2 separate regions of the Homo sapiens genome follow, and region 1 is linked to region 2. Evidence: chromatin loops called from intact Hi-C (ENCODE). Cell type or tissue: adrenal gland. All regions are shown on one strand. Each heading gives the region's core, and the rest is flanking DNA. Links, peaks and the distances in the headings are about the cores only.

The links. A loop is a pair of places that touch in the nucleus more often than their neighbours do. Peaks named below come from ENCODE experiments on the same cell type or tissue, not always from the same donor. Only the 100,000 strongest peaks of a DNase experiment are listed, where the experiment ranks them.
Region 1: it touches region 2 in a loop (2.6-fold over the local background); 82 of 110 quality-filtered maps call a loop at or near these places.

What each region holds. Positions count from the first base shown.
Region 1 is chr22:40,052,472-40,056,865 of GRCh38, reverse strand. It overlaps a transcript of TNRC6B not described here. Among named protein-coding and RNA genes, the nearest start is that of TNRC6B-DT, 10 kb to the right of the region's middle. In adrenal gland, for the core only: no CTCF peak of the experiment used is centred there; no DNase peak of the experiment used is centred there.
Region 2 is chr22:40,332,810-40,337,203 of GRCh38, reverse strand. TNRC6B (trinucleotide repeat containing adaptor 6B) reads right to left here. Exons shown (of 23, transcript NM_001162501.2): 23 at 1,396-4,394. Among named protein-coding and RNA genes, the nearest start is that of ADSL, 11 kb to the left of the region's middle. In adrenal gland, for the core only: no CTCF peak of the experiment used is centred there; no DNase peak of the experiment used is centred there.

The sequences.
Region 1 (4,394 bases), core at 296-4,295, 280 kb after region 2:
TCCGCTGGGTGCTTCCTGTATATCTTTTAATAGATTATAGATTTTTCTTTCTTTTTTTTTTTTTTTTTGAGACAGGGTGTCACTCTGTCTCTCAGGCTGGAGTGTAGTGATGCAATCCTAGCTCACCGCAGCCTCCAACTCCTGGGCTCATGCAATCCTCCTGCCTCAGCCTTTTGAGTAGCTAGGACTACAGGCATGTGCCATCATGCTCAGTTGATGTTTAAAACATTTTTTGTAGAGATGGGGGTCTCACTATGTTGCTCAAGCTGGTCTCGAACTCCTGGCCTCAAGTGATCCTCTTACTCTGGCTTCCCAAAGTGCTGGGATTACAGGCATGAGCCACTGCACCCAGCCTGATTTTCTATCTTACTTAAAGGTGTTGCCTTCTCAACCTCGTCCTGCTTCCATTTTTCTCTGTCCTTTCTCTTCCAAACATCTTAAACTAAACTGCATTCATTACTACCATTCTCCCTATCATCACTTAGCTCCTTAGCCCTTTGTTATGTAGATCAAATACATACACAGAACTTGCAGAAATCGGCATTACCGTAAGTCAATTAACATCTTGTGAGTGTAATCAGCACTACCAGAGCATAATCACTTCTTCCCATTTGAAAAATATCAAGCTCTGAATATGCAAAGCTGAGAAACATTAGTTTAGCCAACAAGGTATGGACATCCTGCAACTGAAAGCAACTTAGCGGAAATAGAATGGAAGATGGCTAGAGATGGGGTGGATGGGGAAAGGAGACACTACTTAAGAGTAACAGGGAGAGAAAAATGGATAGGAGGAGACAGAAAAGGAAAGAGACATTGAAAACAAATAGGAGTAAATGAAGGAAAATGGGCTACATTTTTATCCAATTAATCTCCCTTTTTCAAATCTGGTTGAGAATTAAATTAGATTAATGTTAGCTCAGTGAACCACTTGGAGACTTGGAGATATGTAAAGACCTTCAAGCTGTAGGAACTGTCTTTCCCAGAACATATACCAGAGGCCCTTCTGGGTAGTCCTCTTTTCTGATTTCCTCTCTTTCACTGGTTCAGTGTCTGATCCATTTGAGATGGTATCAGCACTCACCTCAGGTGATCTAGAAGTCACTTCCTTTACACTCTCTGCTCCTACAGATAAGCTTAAATGAGTCACCACTTTCTAATTCCACCTAACATCATTTGCATGGTTATAGGTACACCACTGAAGCAAGTATATTAACTAGAAGTGACAAGTGCCGTTGTGGTTTATGATTATCTTCTCTGAATGGTACTCTATGCCTTTATGAATTCAAACATACAGATTCAGATCATTATTCTAAGGTCATTTCCTGTCCTAAACTGCAGTGGAGTAAGAGGCTGAGTCTGACATATCATGGTTCAACTGTAAGTCAGCTATTAGCCCTGTACCCTAATGCCAGCCTTGTAAAGCATACCGCTGTGCCGGTCATCTTCTCCACATACTAAAAACGCTCCCCCATGCCTCTACACAGGCTGTTCTCTCTGCCGGAAATGCCCTTTTCCTCCACAACTTAGTGTGAGTGTCACCTTCCCTGGGAAGGCTTTCTCAACCTCCCCATCGTGTTGATGACCTTCCTTTTCATCCCCGCAGCACCTCTTGTACTGTCTATTACAGCACTTATTACACTAAATGGCACTCATCTGTGTCCACATCTGTCTCACCCACCTGGCTGTGCATTCCTTGGGAACAAAGATCTCCTTTCGCCCCACCTCTGTAGTCCTGGCTCCTAGCACAGCATTCAGCATGTCTATGCATTCAAATGTTTAGTGAGAGCGTCATCATGTCAAGCCCAAGCATAATTTCTTTTCTTTTTTTGGAGACGGAGTCTTGTTCTGTCACCCAGGCTGGAGCTTAATGGTGCAATCTCAGCTCACTGCAACCTCTGCCTCCCGGGCTCAAGCAACCTTCCTGTATCAGCCTCCCGAGTAGCTGGGACTACTGGCGCGCACTACTACAACCAGCTAATTTTTTTTTTTTTTGTAGAGATGGGTTTCACCATGTCACCCAGGCTGGTCTCGAACTCCTGGACTCAAGTGACCTGCCTGCCTTGGCCTCCCAAAGTGCTGGCATTACATGCATGAGCCACCAAGCTTTGCCTAAAATGAGGTTTTTTAGAAATTCTATTTTAAATTCTCTTTCTTAACTTCATTTGAAAAAATATTTATTGAGGACCTACTATGTGCAACTCACAGTGCTAGATGTTGGTGACACAAATGTGAATAAAACAGAGTATTTTTATTCATGTAGCTATTTTCCAGAAGGGGAAATATAATATACAAATTAAATAATTATACAATTGATATCTTCTAATGTGGGGCGGGGTGATTAGGAAGTCATTAAAGAGGAGACACACACACTGAGCTCAGGATTGAAGAGGCATTAACTAAGGTTGGGCCTGCGGGCTTCCAGCTGTGAGAATAGTATGCTCAAGGAAGGGACCTTGGGTAGTGAAGAACACACATTTCCGGAACTTGAAGAGGGTCAGTATGGTGAGAGTACACTCAGCAAGGGGGAAGACAGTAGGAAAAGAGGCAGGGGACGCTGGCAGAAGCTTCACTGGGCAGTCAGTGAAAAAGGCAAGAACAAGAATTCAGGTTCTTATCAGGGTCTTTAGGCCTCACTGACAGTTTTGTTTTTGAGACAGGGTCTCACTCTGTCACCCACACTGGAGTGTGGTGGCGCAATCTCGGCTGACTGCAACCTCTGCCTCCAGGCTCAAGCTAGCCTCCCACCTCAGCCTCCTGAGTAGCTGGGACTACAGGCAGGCACCACCACGCCCAGCTAATTTTTGTATTTTTTGCAGAGACAGGGTTTTGCTATGTTGCCCAGGCTGGTCTTGACCTCCTGAGCTCAAGATATTCACCCACCTCAGCTTCCCAAAGTGCTGGGATTACAGGCACGAGCCTGTGCACCCAGTTATTAACAGTTTTAAGTAGGGGAGAAATATGATCAGATTTACACTTGCTTTTTAAGTAAATGTTTTAAATTAAGATATACACAGAACACATCTGTAGTTTTAAAAGATTATTCTCACTACAGTTTCAACAATTCTCTGAAGTAGAGAAGTTCCTACTTGCAAAAGAAAAAACTAAGACTCTGCAAAGCTAAGTAACTTACTTCAAGTTATTTATTTAACAAACATTTGAGTGTCTACGATATGACAGACACAGTACAGTATGTGCCTAGGGATGCAAAGATGACTACAATAGTCTCACTTAAGAAATTTGCAATCCAGCAGGAGAGACAGATTAAGAAACATGATATAATGTAGTCTATGTCAGAAATGAGTAAAGTCTAAGAGAACAGAGAGAAATTCAATCTTCCTAGGAAGAATTAACCATTTCACCTGTGTGTTAAAGGGGTATTTTTTTTTCCATACTGTAGTTTTTGAATTTTCAGTCATTCCTGCGCTTGGCACCCAGTATGCACTCAAGCAAATGTCAGCAATACAAATGAATCCAGGACTTTTGACTCCTAATTCAGAGACTCTCCAACTCTGCCCGAATTCTGGAAGACTTGCATTAATTACAATAATTATGGAACTATTTTGGAGCTCTACTTTTGAAGCTGCTTTCGGAGCCTGTTTATAAACCACAAAGAAAGTCAGTCTTATTAAAACTGTCAAACTTCATTAATGACCCAACCTGAAAATCCATAACAATATCTAAACATAGTTTTTTTTTTTTTTTTTTAAAGAAAATCTCCAAACACATCGAGTGGTATATGTTAAATACCTAAAGCTTTTAGTATGTCAGTCATACCTCAATAAGGTGGTTTGGGGGAAAAAGAAAGCACAAATCGACATTCAGAGGATGGTGAAATGCTCCCATGAAGACAACCAAGCAAATATACCATATACACCTTCGTAATTCATGATCTCTGTACTCAAAGGACTTACATTTCAGTTTCTAACTAGAAAGACAAAGCATAGCACATAAAAAGAATAAAAGAGAATAGAAGGTAACATTTGTTCATTTATTTAAAACATTTACACACTGCCTACTACTACACAACTGGTCAGAAACTGTTCTAGGGATACAAAGCGGGTAAGATAAATGCCTGCCTTCAAGAAACTCAGTCCTATGGGGAAGTCAACAATACACAGGCCAGACATGGTGGCTCACGCCTGTAATCCCAGCACTTTGGGAGGCTAAGGCAGGCAGATTGCTTGAGCCTGGGAGATCCAGACCAGCCTGGGCAACATAGTGAGACCTCATCTCTACAAAACATGAGCCAGGTGTGGAGGTGCGTGTCTGTAGTTCCAGCTGTTCAGGAGGCTGAGGTGGGAGGACTGCTTGAGCCCAGGAGATGGAGGTTGCAATGAGCCATGTTTATGCCACTGCACTCCGGCCTGGGTGACAGAGTAAGACCCTGCCTCAAC
Region 2 (4,394 bases), core at 253-4,252:
ACCTTGGCCTCCCAAAATACTAGGATTACAGGCATGAGCCACTGCGCCCGGCCTTGGTATAACTTTTGAATCCAATCTGGTCTCCTATTTTGGTTTCACCCGTGACAATGAGTTTCAGTTAACAGAATGCATATACATCACATGCTTAGAATAGTGCTCAGCTTATAGTAAGCACTCAATCAATGCAAACTTCTATTGGCTACTTAAATTATTCTGAGCCGGATGGGCACAGTGGCTCATGCCTGTAATCCCAGCACTTTGGGAGGCTGAGGTGAGCGGATCACCTGAGATCAGGAGTTCGAAACCAGCTTGGCCAACATGGTGAAACCCTGTCTCTACTAAAAATACAAAAATTAGCCGGGTGTGGTGGCGCGTGTCTGTAGTCCCAGCTACTCAGGAGGCTGAGGCAGGAGAATCGCTTGAACCCAGAGGCAGAGGTTGTGGTAAGCTGAGATCACGCCACTGCACTCCAGCCTGGGCGACAGAGTGAGACTCCGTCTCAAAAAAACAAAAACAAAAATAAATAAAAATAAAAATAAAAATAAGAAATTCTGAGCCTCAGCTTCCTAATGATCTTTCTCACAGCATTCTGAGAATAAAATCAGATACAAAAGCATCTGGAAATGAGTAAGTATTAGTTCCTGTCCATTCTTCCTCTTTACCATTCTAGAGGTGTTTCACAATTACATATCTCACAAGTCTCTATTTTAGCAGCTAACCATAAATACATCGGAGATGGGGAAAATCTAGCCTAATGGTTGCGGTTATCATGCTCCTCAGCAGTGTTGCGGCACCCGAAGCAGGGCAGACGGGCACTCAGCATGGCATTTTCTGGACAAAGCTAACTCGCTGGTTATCATCCCTGGGCACTGCAGCAGTGGGATGCAGCAGAACTCTAGGCAGGCCTCTTCTCTCTTCTCGTGTTCTCATTCCAAGTGCAAATTATGATTAAACAAGGCAACAGCCAAAGGTAGAAGGAGAACATTAATTTCTCTTAGAGAATTTGAACCCTGCACTGTGGCAGCAGAACTCTAGGCAGGCCTCTTCTCTCTTCTCGTGTTCTCATTCCAAGTGCAAATTATGATTAAACAAGACAACAGCCAAAGGTAGAAGGAGAACATTAATTTCTCTTAGAGAATTTGAACCCTGCACTGTGGCAGACCATGTTCAGCATTGGGGCAGGCGGTGAGCAGCACAAACCAACCAGCCAACCCAACAACCCTAACAAAAACATGACAAGACAAGGTAGACAGAGTTGCGGCCCAAATTCAAATGTTGAATTTCTGACAGCTTTTACATGTGGAGCAGGGAGAGAAGAATAAGAAAAAATATATAAACATTCAACAAATGAGCAAATTAAACTGGCAGAATAAAACAGGAAACCACAATAGTAAATGCTTAGCAGCCAAACACATTTATTAGTCTTTTTTCTTTTTTTTCCAGGAACCCAAAAATATTTTGTAGTTATAATGTAAGCAACTGAGTTGCACATAATACAATCATATCTTTCCAAAATAAAATAAAATAAAAAAACTAAACAAAAACAAAAATAAGCTGTTTAAAAGCCCAAAAAAAACCCTTCAGAAAACTCTTATATATGCATTACATCATCTCTCAGTTTTAATGAAATGACGACGACTTAATTCCTTATTACTCAACCTGTCACAATCCAATAAAACACCACCCTTTAGTTTTTTTTGTTTTTGATACTTTTTTTTTTTTTTTTGAAATCCAGCATGAGAAATACAGTACCTGCTATGGCAAAAAATACACATAAAATGCAACTTTTCAGCTTATTTGTACATTAGTAGAGTTTAACATTTTATTGTTTGTTTTTTTAAGTGAACCAGTGATTTTAAGTACCACTATACTAAAAAGGAAAATAAAATATAGAAAAGGGGGCCCAGCCTGCCATGCAAGTGCACCTCTAAAGTGCCTAGTTTCTGTGTCCATGTAAAACCAGTAATATGAGGAGCAATTTCAACATATGGGAGTTTGATTAAACCTCTATGCTAAAAAAAAAAAAAAAAAAAAAAAAAAAGACAATGCCACATCCTCCCTTTTCTCCCCCAGGCGTCCTTAAATCCCATTATCTACTTCCTCTATTGCCCATCAAAGAGAGAAAAGAAAGCCACCAAAATAATATCGTAAAAGCAACTTCAAGTATAAGAAAAAAAAAACACTTAAAGGTAACTTGCAGAGAGCATCAATATGTGCAGCTGATTAGTCATTTTTACAGGTTTTGTTTCTGCTGACAGTGTTTCAGATGAGAGGATTTTTGCTGTACCTTCCTGTTACCTGTTTGTGTGCAAAGTTGGAAAGCTGCCTTTTAAAAAATCCAGCCTCTTTTTGATGCCCTTTTCTGCACCTTCTGTCTAAAGGGGGCAAAGAGAGACGTGGAGGGAGGAGGAGAGGAGGAAGGAAGCCACAAGTCACAAATAATTAAAATGGTACTTCTCTACCTATCCTCCTCTGCTACGCCCCCCAGGTCCTCCTGCGTCTCTGTGAAGTGACTCCCATTATTCACTGTTTCCTGATTTGGTAGGATGTATTTTACTATGTAAACATAGCCCCCTAGGATTATGGAACCCAAAGCAGCATTTATATCTCCATCTAAATGGAGACAGATAAAATAGTCCAGAAACCTCTCCTCAGGTTGCTTTTGTTGTCTGTTTTTTGGTTACGCAGAACAGGGATGAGGTGGGTGGCGGGGAGGGCATAGAATGTGAAGTTATAAGCACATAGTGGAGAGTTAGGAGTGGGAACAGTTGAGCTGTTGTATCTGCTTTTTATTTTTTTCCTCCCAGAAGGGTTTTTTGTTTTTTTAAAACCTGTTAAAAATGTTCCTGCACCTTAAGTCATACTGAGATTAAGGCCAAGGGTGCAGAATCTTGTGCACGTGTCTCTGTGAGCACATTCACGGTGCATGCACCATTTTTGATGTCTTCTGTGAGATCACTGCATACACTTTGGTCACTGGTGTGTGCAAAGGGTGGTGGTGGGGGGAGTGTCCCAGGAAAGAAGTGCAGAGATCAGCAAAGCCCTTTGGGAGCATTGTACAAGAGATACAAGGGCAGGCAGAACCCATGAGGGATCAGAGACTGATAGAAAAAGGGCCTCCAGATAAACAAAATAAATAAAATTCCAAGGTGAACAGTGCCCAAATCAGAAGGTGGGTGGATAATATGCATGCACTTATAATCAAGCTTCTTCCTTCAAAGGAAGTCGTCACTATACAAGATCAGTGAGATCCAACTGAAAAGGGCTTCTTGACTAGTAAAGGGTTTATCTTAAAGATGGGGGCGAAGGGGGTGTCTGCAAAGAAGCAATTCAAAATGATCCATTCCAACCCTGCTTCATGGGTGCCCAAATCTAGGCAAGCAATAGCTGACAGATCCACATGAGCAGCATTTGTTAAAAGCATTTCCCTCTACTTAATGTCGCTTCGAGCTCATGGAGGGGGTAATGGAAGAGGTGAGGATGCACATGGCTTTCAGGGTGGTTTGCACATCTCCTTACACAAGTTTCCTCCCAAGTAAGAAATCAGTACATTTCCAGAGCATAACAAAGTGACAAGGCTATGGATTCTACAGTGCAAACCAAAATGCCAGGGACTACATCCTTCTGTGAACTACAAAATGATACTGAGTTACTCAAGGGGTGTGTATGTGTGTGTCTGAACCAAGAAAGGTTGAGAGCTCCAGGTATTGTGTGGAGAACATTCTGGAGTCCCTGCAGGGGATGGATCTGCTGGAAGAGAGAAATTCAGACACTTCTTACCCTGGCACTAGATTGCTGGAAGAGATGGCAGCTATTTAAGACAGGGTTTTTGTGTGTGTGTGTGTCTTTTGTTTATTTTATGTTTTTGAGTCGAAGTCTTGCTCTGTTGCCCACACTGGAGTGCAGTGGTGCAATCTCGGCTCACCGCAACCTCCGTCTCCCGGGTTCAAGCAATTCTCCTGCCTTAGCCTCCCGAGCAGCTGGGACCACAGGCGCGCGCCACTGCGTCCGGCTAATTTTTTAGTAGAGACGGGGTTTCACCATGTTGGCCAGGCTGGTCTTAAACTCCTGACCTCAGATGATCTGCCTGCCTCAGCCTCCCAAAGTGCTGGGATTACTGGTGTGAGCCACCGCGCCCAGCCAAGACAGGGTTTACATACTGGTCTGCTGTCACTGTGTGGGAGGCAATGGAGATAACACCCCTCCAACACAAATGCAAACCGGCTCCCCCGACCTCCTCTGCTCTTTCTTCTTAAACATGAAAGAGTAAAGATCTGAAACTTCTGATGGCTTAAAAACAAAAACCAAAAAAATACAAAAGAAGAAAACATATTTTAGGGTTACTTTCACAGCAAAGAAAATGTTTTTTAAAGTTATCCTGCTATTTACATGTT